Regions from separate parts of the Homo sapiens genome. Here all the other regions are linked to region 3. A link is a loop called in an ENCODE intact Hi-C map of the cell type or tissue named here. Cell type or tissue: OCI-LY7. All regions are shown on one strand. Links, peaks and the distances in the headings refer to the core of each region. The heading gives the core; the rest is flanking DNA. Region 1 overlaps CARMIL1 (capping protein regulator and myosin 1 linker 1). Region 2 has its middle 13 kb from the start of CARMIL1. Region 3 overlaps CARMIL1 (capping protein regulator and myosin 1 linker 1). Region 4 overlaps CARMIL1 (capping protein regulator and myosin 1 linker 1).

Region 1 (5,000 bases), core at 1-5,000, 66 kb after region 3:
TCCTTTCTCTTCTATGTTGCTTCTAGCCATTCTGGAGCATGTTAGAACTTCTCCAGAGGGAATGATAAGGGAAAGCAGAACTGATTGTATCCAGAAATCTTATTGTTCATTTATTATAAAGGTCAAAAGCTTGGGGAAGAAATGTTGAGACTGAAGTCTGAAATTAACATTTTAATTTATCTTTGCTCATTTTGTTGTTGATATGATTATTTGATAATGGACTATTCTAAAAACATGGGAGAAAATAAAAATATTTGAATAAAGAAAGTGCAAGAACAAAATGGGCATAATTTAGTAATGGATAGCTGCTGACTGCCCCACAGGTGCCTTGGATATAACCAAGGTAAAAAAAAAATTTCTTCATCTAGAGACTGGTTCTGCCTCAAGGTAGGGGATTTTACTTCCAATATCAGTGCATATGAAAAAATGTATCAGAAACTCAATGTTGCGCAAACTTCAGGAAGTTCTCTGAGGTACAGATGAAGCTTTTATAACTGGTTATATCTAATGCCTCAATATGATGCAGTGGAAGTCTCCCAGGAAAGTTATAGCAATGTTTCCTTCAAGAAAAATAATTCTTCAATGTTTTCTTAACTGTGCGGGATGGAGATACCAGTTTTATGGCATTGAATTGTTGGGTGACCCTAGAGAATCCTAAAATGAGAGGAGCAGCAATAGCTTCTTCTGCGTGAAACAGACAAAATGCATGTTTTTGAAAAATTCATTTGAGAAAAACGTGTAAGACTGTCTTCCAAAATCTGAAAGACAAGACAGATATCTCTAATAGCACAATTCAAATGCTGCCTGTGGACCAGAGGTGGCCCACTAATGGATGGTTCCCCAGAGGAAGCATCCAGAAACTTCTTGAGCTTCCAATATCAGTGCATATGAAAAAATATAGTTTTTCATTGTAGCACCAAAAAAGATAGAGTATCCAAACACATGTTATCTTTCTGATTTTTCTTTTTTATTGTATTTTAACAGTGTATTGGTTTGTGCTAAATTGGAAATATAAAAAACCAGTTTATCACCACATTGAATGTAAGAAACACTGTTTTCTATTTCCTGGCACAGTAAAGAGCTACATGATTGTTTAGAGCTCCTGATTCAGCCTTTTTTTAAATAAGTACAAACAAAAGCAATAGAGTATTCATTCATTCATTCATTCATTCATTCATTCATTCAGGATGGAGTCTTGCTCTGTCACTCAGGCCAGAGTGCAGTGGTGCGATCTTGGCTCACTGCAACCTCTGCCCCTAGGTTCAAGTGATTCTCCTGACTCAGCCTCCCGAGTAGCTGGGATTACAGGTGTGTGCCACCACACCTGGCTAATTTTTGTATTTTAAGTAGAGATGAGGTTTCACCATGTGAAATCCTTTCTCAGTCTCCTGACCTCAAGTGATCCACCTGCCTCAGCCTCCCAAAGTGCTGGGATTACAGGTATAAGCCACTGCACCTGGCCTAGAGCATCCTTTTAAAATAAACTTATTTTAGAAACAGTTTATTGATAACCCATGGCTCCAGGAATGGCCTTAAAATGCTTACTTATGACACAAATAGTACATATTATACTAACAGAAATCTTCATGTGAGAACTACACTGAAAGTTTGAATTTTTCACTTTTTTGCATTTGTTTTTTCTTAAAGAATTTACTCAGAAAGTATTGATTTTTTTAATTGCGAAAAAATTTGCTGAATGCACTTTTGGTTTGAACTTCATTTTAACATTAATACTGCTGATTTAGATTATAAGGAAAGAGATTAAGTCTCATATGAAGGAAATACTGTCTTCAAAATGAAACCTTGGTTTCAATGACTTTCAGATACCATTTTCACCAACTTAAGTTTGTAAACGTTCTCAAAGTTTCCGTGGACTTGCCAACTGGTTTTCATTGTTTCAGAAGAATTAAATCAAAGTTCCTGGTGTCAGATCAGCTCAGCACTGAAGTTTGTTAATTTCAGCCAAGCTTATTCTACCTCTTATTTAATTTTTTATGTTTACCTAAAGTATAACACTGGAAATTAAGAAATCATATCAAATATGGTATTCATTATATGAAAACAATGAAAGCGAGCAGGAATTAAAATTTTGCTAGTAATTTCCTTCTTTTCAGTCCTTTAAAAATAATGAAAGTTGGAATTGTTTTATTACTCTCAGATACTTTTTAGTATAGAAGGAAATTTCTTCAGAGGAATTATCAAATAAAATTAATAAAAAGAACACTACTATGTTGTCTCTTCATTTACTAAGAGATTTATAACTTATTGCTTAAAACACTCTGTCCTCCAAAGAAAGATAATAAAAGGAGGTAAGTTACTGTACTGTGAATGTATTAAGAATTGTCCTTGTCACTCGTCAGCTTTGTGCTCCACTGCGCCATCTTGTGGAAGACGTCTTCAGGAATCCTGCTAACCAGCACTTTCTCTGTACTTTAATTTCTCCTCGTACACGTCTTGACCTTCTAGGCTGACCATTTCAGCAGACGTGGCAAGACCCTTCCTCAACAAGAATCCTTAGAGATCGAGCTGGCTGAGGAGAAGCCAGTTAAACGTTCCATCATCACAGTGGAGGAGCTAACAGAGATAGAGCGTTTGGAAGATCTGGATACCTGTATGGTAAGACACATCCTCTGGTGGTACCGTTACCCTTTTCACTGGACTGTGCCATTGTTTTTTTTTTTTTTTTTAAATCTCACCTTTTGAAATCAGACCAAACAAAACACTGTCCCCACCCTCAGACAATTCTTTCAGAAAAGTCCTAAAGAGGCCGCTAATGAAGTGAATAAAGCTGAAGCTTCAGCCCCCTTCTAAGGCCCTGTAGCCATAGTGGGAAAATTCCTAATTAGGAGAAATAGATTAGGTAACTCTTAAAGGTTTTTGTGACAGGAAAATATCTTCAAATAAAATTATAAATAAGCCATTAAAAATGTGGAGAAAGACTTTTTCAAATAAAAAATATATATAGGGTGACTCTTTCTTGGTCTTACCTGTTTTCTTTTGTTACACAACTTTTTGACAAACCCTTAAATTTGGGCTTCCTGTTTAGATGAGATTCTGTTTCGTTAACCTGATTTGATGTGCTTTAGAAGATGGAATGCACACTATAATGTTTACCTAACTGTAGGTCTTAATTTCTTATCCATTTTCTAAATTTCATGTAGCATATCCATCTGGCCCTATAACTAGAGTATTTAGGTTGTTAATACCTTTTCACTCTAAGGAAAATTTTATCTGAATCCTATTTCATTATTTTAAAATTTATATTAATCAGCATAGCTACTTCTCACTTTACCATGAAACAATTGTTTGTGTCTATATCATCCTCTGTATTCAATATGTTTATGTCTTACAAAATGTTTACTTTTTAATAATTCCTTATAATCTGAGGTGGTGGTGGTAAGACTAGGTTTTGGTTACTTATATGTCCAAATGTTTCTACATTAGCTTGTGATTTTAGTAATTTTTAGATGAAGCCATTGTTAAGAAATAGTACTTGTTTTAACTTTGAACACCAAGGATCTGATATGGCCGATATTACTTTTCTAACCTAGGAGGGAATGTAGTGTGTTAAGAAGTTTACTTATTTATAAACCACTGTTATCATGTTTTAAAGTCTGTGAATAAAATATTTGAGGGTTCTCTATGTAAAGTCCTGTCCTATACAAGGAGAACAGCAAAGAAAGCCTAATGTATAATCCAAGATTGTAAGCAACATTCTAATATCACTAAATAAGGCTGAAAAACAGTTTTCTATATAATTATATAAACCTGCACATATATTTAATCTGGGTGGAGGAAATTGTCAAGTTTTTAAAAACTTGGTTGTCCATCTTATTATAACATTTATATTTCATAAGTATTTTGAGTTTGTTTGCCTTTTGAGGCATTAGAAGTTGGACACTATGTTATAGGATAATTGTTCTGGAAAGCTCTTAGACTAGCCCTAAAAGAAAACAAATAATAAGAAATAGATTTGAATTAAAAATTTGAAATCAACTCCACATACCACGTTTCCTACCAGATTTATTTGGTCATGTGTAAATTGGAAAAGGGTGAAGGAAAAAACAAGCTAGTAAAATGTATTTTATTAGGTTTATAGATGATGTGGTTTGGAATGAGGAAAAGTTGGTTATGAAAGACTGGCTCACCTACTGTAACGTTGGTTTTAAACTGTGTAAACTTTGTTTGGAAGTAAGTTTTTTTGTTTGTTTAATTTGGTTTAGTTTTGTGAAAGGAAGAAAAAGGTTGTTTGTTTGTTTTAAGTGAGTGAGTTGAGGGTGGAGGAAAGGAATAATTTTAAAAAATGCAGTTGGAAGACCACCCTCAGAACTTAAGGGACAGGCCTGCAGCAGGCACAGCCCCTGTGAGTCAGCATCCATTGTAAAAACATTCATGTTGCCATGATGCCTAAAGAGGCAGGAGTAGATGTAGATCTCTTTGAATTCAACTCTCAGGACAAGCCACGTTAGGAGGGTAGACTTTATCTGGTTTAAAGGGCCAAGGAGGTAAGCAGGGAGGGCCATTCCTGAGATGAGCCTGTGTTGAGTCCTAGGGTGAGGAGCAGGGCCCTGGGTGTTGAGGGAGTGACAGAGAAACACAAGAGCTCTTCATCAAAAAAAGAATATATAGGTAGGCATGAGTTTTTAAGTCATGAAAGCAGCTTTTGTTCTAATAAATATTGTCTTCATTCATTGTTCTAACTAGGCTAATAAGTTGTTAAGTAGTAGAAAACCAGAGTTAAATTTGCTGTTAGTGTAATGAAAAAGCATATTTTTGTGTGTGTAAAAAGTGCAAGTCGGGATTTTATACTATTGATAATAATTTCGTGTATACTTTCAGCCTAACCATCAATTCCAAGCCACCCAAAGATAGAACCTTTCACATGGCAGCAGCTGCCCGAAGTGCAAGGATCCCTCTCCTAAAGGAAATCGATTTTCTGAGCTGGTACAAACTCATAGCTAATTTGGAAGGAGTAGAGCAATAGATTGCTCTTTTAATGC
Region 2 (7,797 bases), core at 1,337-6,336, 220 kb before region 3:
GGAGATGCAATGGGATGAGACAAGAAAGGCACATGTAGATAAATATAGGTTACTTATTCTGATTGTTGGGTTGGATGTTTATTATATTATTGAATGGTATTGTGAATGGATCAAGGATGATGGCATATAAACACCCAAAGTTTATGGTTAACACAATTCTGTGCATCTGAAGTGCAGGAGAACAAGGTGGGAAGTAAAAAAGAAGAGTAGAAAAGAACACAGCATTATGAAGTCTGTGGCAGAAAACAATATAACTTTCTAGAGCATAAAAAAAAGGCCAATGTGAGCACGGCTGGAACTGGAGGACGTTATGTTAAGTGAAATAAGCCAGGAACAGAAAGTTAAACACCACATGTTCTCACACATATGTGGAAGCTAAAAAAAAAAAAAATGTTGAGCTCATAGAAGTAAAAAGTAGGACAGAGGATACCAGAGGCTGGGGAGGGTCATGGGAAGGGTGGGTCGGGGGCAGGATAGGGAGAGATTTGTTAAAGGACAAAATTACAGGTAGATAGGAGGAATAAGTTCTATTGTTCTATACCACTGTAGGTAATACATAGTTTCGAATAGCTAGAGGAGGAGGAGGATACAGAATGTTCCCAACCCAAGAAATGACCATTGTTTCAGATGATGGATATGCTAATTACCCTGATCTAATCACCATACATTATGTTTCAAAACAATACTATATACCCCCATGAATATGTACAATTATTATTTGTCAGTTTAAAGGTTTTTAAAAGATTAAAATTAAAAAAAAAAAGAAAAAAACCCGGCCGGGCGCCGTGGCTCACGCCTGTAATCCCAACACTTTGGGAGGCCGAGGCGGGCGGATCATGAGGTCCCGAGATCCAGACCATCCTGGCTACTTTCGTGTCTACTAAAAATACAAACAGGGCCTGTAGTCCCAGCTACTTGGGAGGCTGAGGCAGGAGAATGGCATGAACGCAGGAGGTGGAGCTTGCAGTGAGCTGAGATCGGGCCACTGCACTCCAGCCTGGGCGAGAAAAAAAAAAAAAAAAGAAAGGAAAGAAGAAAGAAAGAAAGAAAGAGAGAGAGAGAGAGAGAGAGAGAGAGAGAGAGAAAGAAAGAAAGAAAGAAAGAAAGAAAGAAAGAAAGAAAGAAAGAAAGAAAGAAAGAAAGAAAAAAGGCCGCCCGGTGCGGTGGCTCATGCCTGTAATCCGAGCACTTTGGAAGACCGAGGCGGGCGGATCACGAGGTCAGGAATTCAAGACCAGCCTGATCAACACAGTGAAACCCCATCTCTACTAAAAACACACAAAAAATTAGCCAGGTGTGGTGGCTGGTGCCTGTGGTCCCAGCTACTTGAGAGGCTGAGGCAGGAGAATTGCTTGAACCCAAGAGGCGGAGATTGCAGTGAACCAAGATAGTGCCACCCCACTCCAGCCTGAGCAACACAGTGAGACTCTGTCTCAGAAAAAAAAGAAAAAAAAACATTTTCTGTGTGCCTGACACATAGAAAATCAGCAAGATGTATCTCTCAGGGCAGACTCTCACTGACTCATCCCATAGAGGCTGTCATTCAAGCATTTATTAAATCATGATGTGAAATGCAACAGTCATAAATTCTGGAATGTTTAACCCATTTAGCACGGGGGAGGGTAGAAAAGTCACATAGTAGCACTCAATAAATGTTAGTTCACATCCCCTTTATAACTGTAAAGTTCTGCAAAGGCAATACTAGTGTTTATTTTCGTATGGAGAAATAAAATAGAACAAGCATGATATCATGAAAACAACACTTAAAATGAGAGTTCTAGCTTTGCCAATAACTAGCTGTATGATATTAGGAAAATTATTCTCACTGGACTCCATCTGTAGTAACTGGAGTTTGGTATATTGGAAATTTCCAAGTGAGTTCCACAAAACACTAATGTCTTTTAGGATGTTAATAGGAGCTAAATGAGAAAGAATCTGTGATCAAGTCCTATTTGTAAGTGGACTGAATGTTTGTGTCCCCCCCAGATTCATATTTTGAAGTCTTCACCTCCTGTATGGCTGTATTTGGAGATGGGGCCTCTAAGGAAGTATTTAAGGTTGAATTAGGTCATAAGGGTGCAGAACTGATCCAATTGGATTAGTGTCATTAATAGAAGAGACATAAGAAGAGCACCTCTCACTCTCTCCAATATCATCCTCCAAGAAAAGACCCTGTGAAGACAAAACAAGAAGGCAGGTATGTGTAAGCCAGGAAGAGAGCCTTCACTGGAAACCTAACAAGTCAGCACCTTGATCTTGAACTTCCAGCCTCCAGACTGTAAGAAAATTAATTTTTCTTGTTTAAGACCCTAGCCCATGATATTTTTTTATGGCAGCCCAAGCTGCCAAATACGGTTTTATGTATAACCCTTCTCAAAGATTTCTAATACTCGGAGAAGTTCTTTTTTTTTTTTTTTTTTTTTTTTTTTTTGAGACGGAGTCTCACTGTCGCCCAGGCTGGAGTGCAGTGGCGCAATCTCGGCTCACTGCAAGCTCCGCCTCCCAGGTTCACGCCATTCTCCTGCCTCAATACTCTAAGAAGTTCTACAGTGAAAAAAAAAAAAAAAAGAAAGAAAGAAAACAAGGGAAATTTATCTAATGTACTGCTTCTGAAACTTATTTGTCTATTAAACACTTTTTTAAAATCACCATCTTTTGAAACAGGGCTTGGGAAACACTAGCCAGGATTTTTCAGTTCTGTCAGTTCTGAAACTAGGATTCCTTCTAAAACCTATACGATGTAACTGATAAAGTTAGATTTAAACATGAGTGAGACTCCACTTATAAACTAGGTTATAACAAGGAAATTCAAAGGAGATTGTAAATGCAGAGGCAGCACAGTGAATGAAGTAAACACTTGAAAAACAGCATCATATGTCATGCGTGGTGGCTCATGCCTGTAATCCCAACATTTTGGGAGGCTGAGTTGGGCGGATCACCTGAGGTCAGGAGTTCGAGACCAGCCTGCCCAACATGGTGAAACCCCGTCTCTATTAAAAATACAAAACTTAGCCAGGTGTGGTGGCAGACACCTGTAATTCCAGCTACTCGGGAGGCTGAGACAGAAGAATTGCTTGAACCCAGGAGGTGGAGGTTGCAATGAGCCGAGATCGCACCACTTCACTCCAGCCTGGGAAACAGAGCTCCATCTCAAGAAAAAAAGAAGGAAGGAAGGAAGGAAGGAAGGAAGGAAGGAAGGAGAGAGAGAGAGAGAGAGAGAGAGAGAGAGAGAGAAAGAAAGAAAGAAAGAAAGAAAGAAAGAAAGAAAGAAAGAAAAGAAAGAAAGGAAAGAAAGAAAGAAAGAAAGAAAGAAAGAAAGAAAGAAAGAAAGAAAGAAAGAAAGAAAGAAAGAAAGACCATCACTGCTTTGTGTGGAGACAGCTTCTGTGTTCTTTCAGGACAACTTGAGAAGTTTTACCAACAAAAACTCTCCTGGGATCTCCATTTGTTCATTCCATAAATATTGAGTGCTTACGGTGTGTCAGGGACTGTTCTAAACACTAGCATGATAGATGGCATCATGAGACACCAACGTGTGTCAGAAGAGAGCTCTCATTGCAAACACTAATTTGTACAGATTTTTAATTGCAGCATGAGCAAAAGTAGCTAGCAACTCTGCTAGTTACCAGCAGATGGCAGTAGCAGTCACTTCTTTACTGGCATTTTAGATTGGGAATGTGTAGAAGCACCACAACCTATCATCAGAACTACTCTGTGGTGTCAATGTGTGACTTAGGGACAGTTATCTAACCCGTCTGGAGTGAAGCTTCCCTATTTAAATACTAGAGATAATAAAAGCACCTACCTCTTAAGTTGTCTCGAGAGTTACATGAGATAAAACACTTGAAGTGCTTTATCTTCAACATGAAGGAAGGGTTAATAAATGCTAGTTATTACTTAGTATGGTTGATACTGTTTTTTTGCCATTTGACAAAATGTCAATTATCCAAAAGAGGAAGAGAAGCAGATGGCTAAAAGTTGTATTGCTTCATAGAGCAATAACAATATCAGCAATAAAGGAAAAGAAAATCTAAATATCTAAAAATATAACAAAGGGTGCAATACAATCTTAAGGTAATCGCTAGAAAGAAAGCAAAAATCTGAGCAGGTTTTTAAATTAGTACTTTTCCAACAGGTCACTTTTAAAGTATTTTGACTGTCTGATAACTCCCTACCTGCGCTGACTCAACATAATTGTGAATTATTTGTAAATTTCCTATTCATCAAAGATGCAGCAGATTTGCGAACAGAGTTTCTAGCTAGATAGCCAAGGGAATCATGGGGCTATTAGACAGCTAACTTTTTTTCTTAAGCTTATTGTTTATTGGAACCAAAGATAAGTTGTTTCAAGGCTAGGACCTCCGGAATGACTCAGTTAAAATGAGCCAGAATTCAGAATTTAGAAGCCTCAGAGCCAGCTTACCTCACTTCTTAAAAATATTTGGAGGAAAACACTAGGGAACTGAGTTGTAATGGGGAGGTGGGTAAGAGGAGTAAAACCCTCTTATATACCCTTGAGAGCTGTTTGAACAGCAAAGATTCCCAAAACAGGGACAAACTATTTCTAGGGATAATCTATATATGCAAATATAACTGTTTATTGAATGAATTCGTCCATATGGGAACGATTATGATGCTTCAGGACATGGATGATTTCACTACAATCTCAAGAGTTCAGTTAAAGAGGAAAACTTTCCATCTGCAATCCAAAACATCCCACACTTTTCTCTAGTAACAAATAGGGAGGTCTCAAAAGACAAGTTATCCTTTTTAGGAGATCTCCACAGCCTGAACTAATGAGCAACTGAACAATAATAATCTCATTTTTATGACAATTCATGTGACGACATTGAACAATGGGAAAATAGGAGATAAGCAATGCTGATGAAATGTGTCAGTGGCTTAGCATCATTGATGGCTATTATTATTTTTACTTCTTATGTGGCCAGATTTTTTAAACAGAAAATTTGGAAAGATTTCTCAGACTGCTATTTTCTCTTTTTAGGTTGACTTATTTATTGCCCCCACTTCAGAAATTACTTTTTGAAATTGCCCCAGATATCAGGTTCCAGAGGACAGAAGCAAACAACAAAGGTTAATCCTGAGTATACAGATATTAATAAAAATAGAAAAGAAATGTGAAAAATAAGTACATTCACTAATAAAAGTAGTTTAGTATTCTTTTTGTGATTGATCAATATGCTAAAAATACAACACACACACACATACACAACAAAGTTAGTAAAACTAAACAAAAACACGTATCGCCCATCATTCAGCATTCACAATACAATGATTTGCTGAAATTTCTCTTAATTTTTTCTATGTTTTATGCCAACTTTATTGTGGTAGCAGATTGTGGTATATTCCCTCCCCTAGAGCATGGAAGGGACCTGTAAATATGATGGGATCTTTCATTATTAGGTTGTGTTATATGTAGTACAGATGACTTTAAGAAAGAGGGACTAGGGTGAGGAGGAAAGGGAGGGAGAGAATTAACCTAATGCATGCAGGGCTTAAAGCCTAGATGACAAGTTGATGGGTACAGAAAACAACCATGGCACTTGTATACCTATGTAACAAATCTGCACGTTCTGCACATGTATCCCAGTACTTAAAGTTAAATAAATAAATAAATAAATAAATAAATAAAGAGAGAGAGAGAGAGAGAGAGAGAGAGAGAGACTAGCCAGGTGCAGTGAGTGGCTCACGCCTGCAATCCCGCACTCTGGGAAGCCAAGGCAGGCAGATTGCTTGAGTCCAGGAGTTTGAGACCAGCCTGAGCAATGTAGTGAAACCCTGTCTCTACTAAAAATACAAAAATGTTAGCCACGCATGGTGGTGTGCACCTGTAATCCCAGCTACTCAGGAGGCTGAGACAGGAGAATCACTTGAGCCTGGGAGGTTGAGGCTGCAGTGAGCCAATATTGTGCCACCGCACTCCAGCCTGGGCAACCACAGTGAGACCCTGTCTCAAAAAAAAAAAAAAAAAAAAAAAGAGAGAGAGAGAGAAAGAGAGACTATACTTGGTGGTCCTGACCTGTCCAGGTGAGTCCTTAAAAAGGACAAGTCTCTTTCTGGTGAAAGAGGTTAGAAGCATGAGAGGAGTTTGATGCAAGAGAGATTCTAGCTTTGCTCACTTTGAAAATGGAAAGGGGCCACATGCCAAGGAAAGTAAGCTGGCCCTCGGAGCTGAGAATGGGCCCTGAGTGACAGCCAGCAAGGAAACAGAGATTTCAGTTCCATAATCACAAGGAACTAAATTCTGTCAACATCCTGAATGAGGTACAAAGCAGATTCTTCCCAATAACCTACAGAAATAAACATTTCTAGTAATATATATATCATTCTGAGAGTTATTTTATCTTTTCTGATTTCCAAAAATAGAATCCCCATGGAATCTGAGGTTAGACAACTGTATGCCTCCTGTTACCACAAGTACACACTCTTTTGTGTCTAGATTTCTTTTTCTTAGCATAATGTTTTTGAGATTCATCCATATTGCCATATATAATATTAGTTCATTTCGTTTTATTGCTGAGTGTTTCTCTCTCTTTATTTTATTTTATTTATTTTTTTGAGACAAGATCTCACTCTGTCACCCAGGCAGGAGTACAGTGGTGGGATCATGGCTCACTGTAGTCTCGACCTTCTGGACTCAGGTGAGTCTTCCATCTTAGCTTCCCAGGTAGCTAGGACTACAGGCACACACCACCATGCCCAGCAAATTTTTTTTTTTTTTTTTTTGAGACGGAGTCTTGCTCTGTAGCCCAGGCTGGAGTGCAGTGGTGCCATCTTGGCTCACTGCAAGCTCTGCCTCCCAGGTTCACACCATTCTCCTGCCTCAGCCTCCCGAGTAGCTGGGACTACAGGTACCCACCACCACACCTGGCTAATTTTTTGTATTTTTAGTAGAGACGGGGTTTCACCGTGTTAGCCAGGATGGTCTCCATCTCCTGACCTCGTGATCCGCCCTCCTCGGCCTCCCAAAGTTCCGGGATTACAGGCGTGAGCCACCATGCCTGGCCTGCTTAGGATTTTCTATGTATACAGTCATGCCATCTTCAAATAAGACAGGCTTTTCTTCCTTTCTGCCCATTATGTCTTTCATTTCTTATTCTTGCCTTATTAGTATTGCTAAGACTTCTAGCATAATATTGAGTATAAATAGGAAGAGTAGATACTCTTGTCTTGGTTCTGATTTAAGGAGGGAAGCATAAGGGGGACTAAATGCTTCCACCAGTAAATATAACATTACTTATAGGTTTTCCATAGATTCAATTTATTAATTTGAGGAAATTCTCCTCTATCCTAGTTAATGAGAGTTTTTATTTTGAATGGATGTTGAATTTTGCCTTATGGTTGTTTGTGTGTGTAAAGAGATAATTGATGTGACTGTTTTTCCTTTTCTTTATGGGATGGTTTTTATTTTGAAATTCAAATGTCTTTCGTAGATTTAGGGCTTTTCAGATTTTTTCTATTTCTTCTTGAGTCACTTTTGACATTTTTATCTTTCAAGGGATGTGTAGGTTTCATTTAACCTGTAAAATTTATTGGCATAATGTTCTTCATAATATCTCCAATATTATCCCTTTTAATATTTGTAATCATGTCCCCCTCTCATTCCTAATATTGGTCATTTGTGTCTTCTATCTTTTTGTCTTGATCAGTCCACCAAGTGTTGCATAAAATTTAATAAATTTTTTTGCAAAGACCCAGATTAAGTTTTACTAATTTTAAAAAGTTATGGGTCCAATTTCAATTTCATTGATTTCTGCTATGACCTGTATTATTTTC
Region 3 (5,000 bases), core at 1-5,000:
TCATAGCGCCACCTTTCAGGGACAGTGCTCATGGTTAACCTCAGTCCTGCAATTTGATGGAAGTGTTGGGCCATTTATAGAAACACAAACCTCATTTTGTTTCCTGGAGTGCAAACTGAGCCTGGATTTTCTTGATGTTGCAGGGGTGAACAGCCTTTCTCAGTCACTCAGTGCCAATCCATTGACCGCCTCTACCCTTGTCCACCTCGACCTCTCAGGGAACGTCCTTCGTGGAGATGACCTCTCAGTAAGTTTTCTTTTCTTTATTCCATCTTCGAAGAAGCTGTGTTTAATAAGCCTGGAATAATTCTAAACATGTCTTTGTAGTGCATTTTCCTGCCTCTCTCTTTGTCATGACACCTTTGAATCATTTAGTTACGAGCTTATGAAGTGTTTTACTGAAAATTCCAGAGCATTCGTTAATTAAATGTCATATATCACCACAATTATTTTTTTTTCTCATTTAGTGATGCTGAAGTTCACATTTTTTTGGAAGTAATGCTGTTGAAGAATTTTTTTCTTCATTTAAAAACATTAGCTTACAGGGACCAGGCATGGTGGCTCACACCTGTAATCCCAGCACTTTGGGAGGCTGAGGCAGGCAGATCACGAGGTCAGGAGATCGAGACCAGCCTGGCCAACATGGTGAAACCCCATCTCTACTAAAAATACAAAAATTAGCCAAGCATGGTGGCACTTGCCTGTAGTCCCAGGTACTCAGGAGGCTGAGGCAGGAGAAGTGCTTGAACCCTGGAGGCGGAGGTTGTGGTGAGCCGAGATTACACCACTGCACTCCAGCCTGGGCGACAGTGTGAGTCTCCGTATCAAACAATAACAACAACAACAACAACAAAAACCCATTAGCTTACAGGTTAAAATTGCCTGGTAAGGAAGATTGGGCACATTAACTGAACTTTCTCATTATTATTATTGTTACTGGGAAGACTGATGGTTATAGGTTACAATTGAAAGGGAGTATTGGGATAAACCTGAGCACTCGTCTATTCCGTGAATAAAATAGGGAGAAGAGTGGTCAACATATAACCTGGGGCCATTTCTTCGGAGTTTGAATATGAAGGCAAAAACTACTCTCTCAATTATAATAAAATTTTTAATGTAACTGAATCAATAATGTAATATTTGGCAGATCTTTGACACAGTGGATTAGGTATTATCTCATTTCCATATGTGGCAAATGATCCCCTCTAGTCACCAAGATAGAATTGTTTCTTTAACAACATGGCCTACACCCAGCGGCCATCTTTGAATGGCCTTAATTTGCATTCCACTGCTTTGCCACAGGGCTGAAAAACACTGTGAAATTTATTCTTATTTCTCTTGTTTTGGTTTACCTGTAAGGCAGGAAGTACAAATGAAGGCCTTTTTGTATTTTTTTTTCCTTTTCCTCTCCCTTGAACTTAAAATTATTTAAATAATACTTGATTCCTGGTGTGCCACGATTTTTCAATCCATTTTCCAGTTTCAGTTGTTACCTTCACTGACAGTTCATAAATCTGCTCCCCCCCAAAATAAAACAAGGCCAATGTGACACCACCAAAATAATACTGTGGCAAAGTAGAAGAATAGAGGGAAGGATAAAAGGAAAGGCTAAAGATTAATAAGATTCAGCTAAAATAGGAACATTAATAGTCACCTAAAACAACAAAATAGCTCAAGATTTCTTTTTCTGGCCAGGGTGGGTCCTGTTGTAGCTTGCTTCTGGGGAGTGGAACGATGAGACCTGAGTGAGAGTGGGCTGGAGGGGAGAGTGGGCGGGGAAGGCAAAAGTTCCAGGAGCCTGGCGGCAGGTGCAGGAGTTTACCTGACCCTGTGCCCTCAGGGAAAGCAGCCTAGCAGGGCCTGGCCTCTTTGGAGAAGTGTGGCCAAATAGTCTTGTCACCATTTCATGGTGATAAGAGCTCCCCCAGCTGGTAGCTGGGAGCAAAGCCACAGTAAACTTAAAAGTCTCTTGAGACAATTTTTGCCAGGCAAACAGAGAGAGAGAGGCAGAGGATCTTCATGTGAGAGCAAAATGACTTTTCTGAATCAGAACTTTTCATAACAACATCCATTCTATGGCTGGGTGTAGTGGCTCACACTTAGAATTCCAGCACTTTTGGAGGCTAAGGCAGGTGGATCTCTGGGGTCCAGGGGTTTGTGACCAGCCTGGACAATATGTTGAAACCCTGTCTCTACAAAAAATACAAAAATTAGCTGGGCGTGGTGTCACATGCCTGTAGTCCCAGCCACTCAGGAGGTTGAAGCGGGAGGATGGCTTGATGCCGGGAAGTGGAGGTGGCGGTGAGCCGAGATCATACCACTGCACTCCAGCTTGGGCGATAGAGCCAGACCCTGTCTTAAAATAAATAAATAAATAAATAAATAAATAAATAAATAAATAAATAAATAAATAAAAAAAAATAAATGTCATTCTGTGTGTATGGTTATTTTAAAGTGTTAAGTGTTTACAGGCTATTTTTTTGCTCTTCTGAATTCCTTGATAGGATTCTTCTGAAGCACCATATAGCCAAACTGCTACACATAGTAAATGTTTGCAAGGACGTACTCAGTATAAGCTTGTTTGTTTTTGCAAGTATCCAGTGGCATCCAGTGAAGCAGAGGAGAATTTAAGCTATTTGCCTGGTGGCAGGGAGCTTGGACTCAGCTTGTTATGGGTGGGCTCTGGCAGTTGCTACACATACAGGGTAATTCCAGAACAACATTGCTGTTGATGTTCAGTATCTCAGTTGAACTGATCTGTTGATCAGTCTCATTATTTTGATGGCCTTGAATGAGAGGACTGGGGAAGTTTAAGCATTGTGACCCCCTGAAACCAGAAGTGTCTTAGCTATTAGTGAAATTTTTAAAAAAGCACTCATATTGCTGCCAAGCCATTCTTGTTAGCTTTGAGAAGTAACTAAGGGTAGAAAAATCATTATGTCGGACAGAAGAGAGGATAGCCTGAGACCATCCTGTGGTTCAGATTCAGATTCGTAGTTCTGCAAACACTTTCAAAAGTGATTAGCATTTTGATAGAGTGATTGCAGTTCAGGTGGTATTTTAATCTCAGGGGTTAAAATGAATTAGCACGGTTCCAAAATTGTATAATAAAAATTAAGCTATCCAGGAAAACTAAGTCATGCATAACAAAATGGGGGTTTGGTTTTCAATATTCCATTTGGCCTTTTTTTAACTCAAACATAATTTTAACTATTCTTGGGATTTTCACTGTCAGGGAACCTAAAGGAATGACAGAAAATTCTGATAATCCCCTTGGGAAGAGCAGAGAATGATCTGAGAAATTCTGGCAACTTCCTTTTAAAACATTAACTTGCATTGTGTGTATGTGTGTGTTTCTAGAATCCTAACATTTATCTTTTATTTTTTTTCAAGCACATGTATAATTTTTTGGCCCAGCCAAATGCCATTGTTCATCTGGATTTATCCAATACAGAATGTTCCCTGGACATGGTAAATTTAAAATATATATATATCTTGCTCTGAGGGGTCTCAGAAGAGCTATTTAGATGGGATGTAGGGGACCTCTAATAAAAGATTCTCCTGGACCTAGAAATACTTGAAAAGAAGAGTGCCTTATTTCTTTTTCAGGTCTGTGGAGCTCTTCTCCGTGGATGCCTTCAATATTTAGCTGTGCTCAACCTCTCCAGAACTGTCTTCTCTCACCGGTATAGATTTATTTCTGCTCTCATTGTCATCTGGAAGTGTCTTCTTCTGAGAAAAGTTGTAGTGATAAGGAAAACAGTGATAAAGGGTGAATGTTGTATATGAAAGAAGGCAGCCTTAAGCATTATCTATGAATATTAGTCCTTGAACATTCAAGTTTTTGTTTTATCATTTTAAGTGTAGGTTAATGTTCTTACCAATAATTCTAGCCTGCCTGCGTGAACTATGTGATAATACACTATTTCTCCTATGTGGTCAGGCAATCTGTCTTAATATGGGAAAAACCCTTTTAGAAACTTTTATAGGTATTTCTCACGGGTGAGCTTGGATGTAGGTATAAACTACTTTCAGAGAGTAAAGAGAATAGTTATCTCAAAGCTCATGCATTTTCACTTGTAGAAGTAATCGAGGGCCAGTCTGACTACTTCACTTATACACTCCTGACTTTAATTGTTTGCAGAATAAGGCAGTAGATTAGAAGCATCAAGGATTCACAGACAGTAGCAACTTAGAATGCAAAGAGACTGCAGAGGAATTATCAGAGGAATTATGAAAAGTACATGGGTTAGATAGGTATGGAATCTGGGAATATCTAAAGAATTAATACAGTTCAACACTTAGCATTTATAATTATGACCATAAATTATAAATAATATTTTAGTTATATGATTTTAAATAACATGGGTATTGGTTAATATTAGAAATATTTTTATTTTTGCTAGTTTTTAAAGGCCTTATATATTTAAAAGGATAACCCTCACTTATTTGGAAAATTCAGTTTTGTAGCATGCTTTATTCCATAACTGTGCCTTGCAAATCAATTACTTTGTATGTTAAAGTACTATTTTTTATTACTTCAATAGTGATTAAATCTTTACAGTAGCAAAAATATGCCACAAATACCTCCATAGATTAAAGTTAGAGAGTGTGAAGTCTGAAAATATAATGGTGGGAAAAGTTGAATTTTCCATGATAACTATATTTTGGCGAACATTTGAGAGTTTTAATTGAAACCTAGTCAACTCATATATTTGAAGCCAGCTTATAAAGCCATGCTTTGGTGGAGGAGTAATTGACTGGGGAACTAGGTTACAAGATGAAAGCACAGACTATAAAGGTTTTTGTATAATCAGCACTTTTGAGTTCAAAATACTGTGAATTCTGTGATGACTGGTCTTCAGTAGAGCTGTTAAGCTTATAGAACAGAATTGCGCTAACAAATTGTCTTGTCTTCCACATGAAAGGTTGTTATTAAACTGTTTAATACCTAATACGTTACCTAGATATAGTTGTAGAAAGCCCTTAGTAATTTTGTT
Region 4 (5,000 bases), core at 1-5,000, 100 kb before region 3:
GAATTTCCTTTTGGATAGATGTAACACTATTTAATTTCGCCCATCCATTCATCTATCCAAGCATCCAGCAAACATTTATCGAGTACCTATTATGTGCTGAGTACTCTTTTAGATGCTGGAGGGACAATGATTAATAAGATAATCTTTCTTTACAGAGTTCACATTCGGTGAGAGAGGAAAGTTGGACATTAAAACAGATAGTAATGTGGTGAGCTAAGTGCAGCTATAAAGTTATGTACAACTTATCAGGAGAACCGTTATCTAAGGCATCCAGTTCACAGAAGGGAGGAGGGAACACCATGTAGGCAAGGGGAATTTCACTATTATTGCCATATATCCAAGGCCAAGAGTGGTGAGAGAATGGGCTGGAGATGTAACAAAGGTGCTCTGTGACAGAGTTTGAACTTCAGTTTGCTGGTGAGGTGTGGGGAAGTCTATGAACGGGATTCGAACAGTTGAGTGGCATGATTATATTTGTGTTCTAGAAGAATCCCTCTGGTGGCTCTGTGCAATGTGGTTTTCAGGGAGTGAGGACTGGAGACAGAGTAGATAAGTGAGAATGCTGAGGGGCCTAATGATTCGTTCATGCATTTCATTTAGTAAACATTTATTGAGCACTTACTATGGACCATGCCCTGTTATAGTCATTTGGAATTTATTTTCACATAGATAAACAGAAGAGATAAATAGTAGTAGCTTTTTTGGGATAAATAGATACCAAATAAATCACAGTGTTCGCTTTGATCATGACAAACTTTTGAATACATGTTTTCTAGAGTTATATATTGATTTGGTGGTATTTTTATTTTGGATTTGGATCAGTCAGCACTAACATAAAAAATGGCCTCTTTCATGGTGCAAATTAGTAAGGCTTCACTTTCAGCTCTTGAATTTTTCCAAGACTCATTATTCCAGTCTGTAGATTATTCTGAGCCTTAGACTCTCATTTTCTGCTCATTAGCACCTCAAAGAATGGAGAGGAAGGAAGAGAGAGAAACTTCAGTCTGACTTGCTACTTGTTAGAAGATTTGGTAAAGAAGGTGATGAAATTAATATTTAGTTTTCAAAATCAGGTTACAGATTGTTTTTGGGCTTGTTCTTGCCTGCAGTTCTTGCTTTCTCTCAACCATAGCTAACTTGCTGTCTGGATACATCCGAGTGTATTTGCCTCATGCACAATGAAGGGTAGGATTAACCTTGGAAATTTGCTGTGGGCAAATAGCCCAAGAATTAATACATTTAATAATACATTTAATTATTTTACCAATCACACTGGTTATTTGCAGTGTCAAAGCAGTTACCTTGGTATGATATAAGGACATGGAATTAATTTTGTTGTTTATAATCTTTGTGTGTGTGTGGGGTGGGTGGTGAGGACGGAATCTTGCTCTGTCGCCCAGGCTGGAGTGCAGAGGCTCAATCTTGGCTCACTGCAACCTCCACCTCACAGATTCAAGTGATCCTCCTGCCTCAGCCTTCCAGGTAGCTGGGATTACAGGTGTCTGCCACCACACCTGGCTAACTTTTTGTGTTTTTAGTAGAGATGGGGTTTCACCATGTTGGTGAAACTGCTGACCTCAAGTGATCCACCTACCTCAGCCTCCCAAAGTGCTGGGATTACAGGCCTGAGCCACCATGCCTGGCTTGTTGTTTGTAATCTGATATCTTGCTACTTGAACTTTGTTAGTATGGTTTAGGAGTAGGAACTTTAAAATGAAAACGAACACCGCCCAGGACGTTGAAGAAATAACTGTACCCACTTCATAGGGTTGTCAGGAGGGTTAAATGAGTTAATATAAGCAAAGACTAAGGTCCAGCACATAGTAAATGTCATATAAACACTGGTCATTTTTATTGATTTTACTTTGAAAGTCAATTAGAATTTGCATGAAAGTAACAAGCAATAGGTGAAAATCATGATAGTACTAGATAATACAAGACATCATGAGGCCGGCTGTGGTGGCTCATGCCTGTAATCCTAGCACTTTGGGAGGCTGAGGTGGGCGTATCACCTGAGGTCAGGAGTTCAAGACCAGCCTGGCCAACAACATGGTGAAACCCCATCTCCACAAAAATACAAAAATTAGCCAGGCATGATGGCCGGTGCCTGTAATCTCAGCTACTTAGGAGCCTGAGGCGGGAGAATCGTTTGAACCTGCGAGGCCGAGATCGCACCATTGCACTCCAGCCTGGGTGACAGAGTGAGACTCTGTCTCCAAAAAAAAAAAAAAAAAAATCACAACAGACTAGATAACACTCTATGATGTCACCTTTTACTTCACTAAGAACACATTTAATGTACAGACTATATGCATTTTTAAATGCTCTGGTTCAAGGAAAGTTAAAAGTGTTTATAGTTATAGGTCTACATTTGAGAAATACTTGTTATGAACTGAGGAACAGGCAAATCCAGCATTTGGGCCACAACTTTTCTTTGATAGTTCCCCAGATAATAGGCTGAAGAGCATATGCAGAGATATAAAAGTCAATGAATAAGTGAATAGCTGAATCTGTTGAACACTATGCTCACAGTTTCTAGTTCAAGACAAATGAAACATTAACATAAGTTGTTCTGAATTTTCTAAGTGAAGAATTCTACCCTTCTTTAAGTTAAAAGATTTATAACCTTTTCAATAGCAGTATATATTCTGCAATTCAGCAGCTTTTCTTTCTGTGATTTTGAAGACCATCTTTTGAAGATGCAGAATTTAGAATTCCTACTTGGGGGCATTTCTTCAATTCAGTGAGCCATTCATGAGATTCAACCAATGGAAACATTAAACACAATGAGTGTGAGGAACTGAAAGTGCTTTGTTTTTTGGTTGCAGTGACTTCTAATTGAAGCAAACCAGCTATACATGTGGATGGTCATGACTTTATAATTACAATTAAAATATTTTCAGTAGAAGACTGAGGCCTCAGGGAAAGCATCGTATGAAATAGAGAATAATCACCAGATGCAACTATGGGCCCCTTTTCCGAGTGGGTAATGATTTCTTTGCCTCTAGCTGTGAGTTGGCAAATGGACTCTGTCATTTTGGGTATCTGTTGGAAGAAAGAAAAGGAAGGAACAGAACGATGAGAGAAACAGTTCATAAGAAAAAAAGAGAAAAAGATCTTGAGCAGATAGGCAAGTAGAAGTAAAAATCCTCACTGTTTGAGGCCTCCAGACCTTGTTGAACCATGTTACTATTGTAGCATTACACCTGCAATGTGTCTGCAGGTGTTCTGGATGTTTTGAAACTCATTTGATGTAGAAGCGTTTCTTGATGTCAAGTTATGTTGGATTTGGCATCATTATTCTCTCTACAACAGTAGAGTAAAGGCTGGAGAGTATTGAAAGGCTAATTTTTTTTGGTGATGTCTGCCTTAGTTAAAATAGCTACTATTAGGTGATAGAAATGAAGGTATTTAGCACACACAACAGTTTTATTATGTTTTGTCTTTTAGATGTGGATTTCTCTACTTTTTTTGTTTTGTTTTGTTTGAGATGAAGTCTCGCTCTGTCGCCCAGGCTGGAGTGCAGTGGAGCGATCTCAGCTCACTGCAACCTCCGCCTCCCGGGTTCAAGCAATTCTGCCTCAGCCTCCTGAGTAGCTGGGATTACAGGCAGGCGCCACCATGCCTGGCTAATTTTTCTGTATTTTTAGTAGAGACGGGGTTTCACCATGTTGGCCAGGCTGGTCTCAAACTCCTGACCTTGTGATCCACCTGCCTTGGCCTCCCAAAGTGCTGGGATTACAGGCATAAGCCACCGCACCTGGCCTTTTTTTATTTTATTTTATTTTAAGAGACAGGGTGTTGCTCTGTCATCTAGGCTGGAGTGCAATGGCATGATCATAGCTCACTGCAGCCTGCAACTCCTGGGCTCAAACAATCCTTTCACCCCAGCCTCTCAAAGTGTAGCAGCTGGGACTATAGGCACAGACCACCACACCCAGCACATTTTTACAATTTTTTTGTAACAAAAAAGGGAGGCTTCTTTTTGTTGCCCAGGCTGGTCTTGAATTCATGGCCTCAAGCGATCTTCCTGTGTCGGCCTCCAAAAGTGCTGAGATTACAGACATGAGCCACCACACCTGGCCTCTACTTAACAGGCACTACCAAGAAAGTAGGAATGACTGCCCTAAGGGGAATTAGCTTTTACTCCTTACTGATGGGGATTTCCTGCCTCCACTACTAGAGAAACCCACATTTCCATGTTTTACGTTCAGTACTCACCAAACATTTCCAAGTGCCTGGCACTGTGCTTGTCTCATCCACAGATGCTCTGCCAGTAGAAAATGGAATGGTTTTAATTGAGAAGACATGAGGAGGACTTCTATTTCTTAATTGGAGTCTATAAGCAAACTTCAAAAGAATCTTTCAGCTTCTCATTGGTTTAAAAATTATGACACTGTCTATTATATGTTTTGCATAACTTTAAATCTTCTTTTAGTCATATTGTATTGTTTTCTTTTTTGAGATTTGGGGGGGTCTTGCTGTGTTGCCCAGGCTGCCCTTGAACTCCTGGACTCAAGCTATCCTCCTGCCTCAGCCTCCCAAGAAGCTGGGGATACAGGCATGTGGCATAGTCAAATTGTTTTGCAAAAGTGTTAGCTGCTTGAGATTTTAGGCAGATTGGAAGGTGTCGATCACTTCTTTTCTCCAAAGTGTAAAATGGAATAATTGCTGGAATTGGATGTCAGTTTGTTTTTATTCTAGACACTATGAAACATGACTAATGATGCCAGGAATACTTGAGTCAGCATGTGAAAAGGAAAAAGCAATGAGTTGTTTCTGCCCAGTGATCAGAGCCAATTAAGCAGGGTAAGGCAAGCTAATGTTGGTGTGGGCCGCAGCAATGAAGATTTTGTCTGTCTTGTTCTGTATGTGTAGGACTCATGATAATTACAAGAGGGCATGCAATATCAGCAGAATACAGTTTAGGAATGAAGAATCAGGAGACACTGAGTTTCCTGCCTAGGAAAATTTTCTGTGTGAGACTAGCCACTGGTGTT

The links. Peaks named below come from ENCODE experiments on the same cell type or tissue, not always from the same donor. Only the 100,000 strongest peaks of a DNase experiment are listed, where the experiment ranks them.
Region 1: a loop joins it to region 3, with 2.5 times the contacts of the local background. A loop is called at or near these places in 11 of 110 quality-filtered maps.
Region 2: a loop joins it to region 3, with 6 times the contacts of the local background. A loop is called at or near these places in 98 of 110 quality-filtered maps.
Region 4: a loop joins it to region 3, with 6 times the contacts of the local background. A loop is called at or near these places in 3 of 110 quality-filtered maps.

The regions. Positions count from the first base shown.
Region 1 is chr6:25,554,235-25,559,234 of GRCh38, forward strand. It overlaps CARMIL1 (capping protein regulator and myosin 1 linker 1), which reads left to right. Exons shown (of 37, transcript NM_017640.6): 29 at 2,467-2,616. Among named protein-coding and RNA genes, the nearest start is that of SCGN, 95 kb to the right of the region's middle. In OCI-LY7, for the core only: CTCF peaks have their summits at 2,393 (motif pointing left) and 2,608; a DNase peak (open chromatin) is centred at 2,377.
Region 2 is chr6:25,262,238-25,270,034 of GRCh38, forward strand. No RefSeq gene overlaps it. Among named protein-coding and RNA genes, the nearest start is that of CARMIL1, 13 kb to the right of the region's middle. In OCI-LY7, for the core only: CTCF peaks have their summits at 3,621 (motif pointing right) and 3,840; a DNase peak (open chromatin) is centred at 3,634.
Region 3 is chr6:25,488,339-25,493,338 of GRCh38, forward strand. It overlaps CARMIL1 (capping protein regulator and myosin 1 linker 1), which reads left to right. Exons shown (of 37, transcript NM_017640.6): 13 at 144-247; 14 at 3,394-3,471; 15 at 3,610-3,686. Among named protein-coding and RNA genes, the nearest start is that of SCGN, 160 kb to the right of the region's middle. In OCI-LY7, for the core only: CTCF peaks have their summits at 206 and 1,943 (motif pointing left); DNase peaks (open chromatin) are centred at 1,263 and 1,913; H3K27ac peaks cover 745 bases.
Region 4 is chr6:25,384,898-25,389,897 of GRCh38, forward strand. The region is part of intron 2 of CARMIL1 (capping protein regulator and myosin 1 linker 1); the gene reads left to right. All of the region lies in intron 1 of LOC124901281 (a long non-coding RNA gene), which reads right to left. Among named protein-coding and RNA genes, the nearest start is that of CARMIL1, 110 kb to the left of the region's middle. In OCI-LY7, for the core only: no CTCF peak of the experiment used is centred there; DNase peaks (open chromatin) are centred at 2,124, 2,794, 3,224 and 4,044; H3K4me3 peaks cover 4,602 bases; H3K27ac peaks cover 5,000 bases.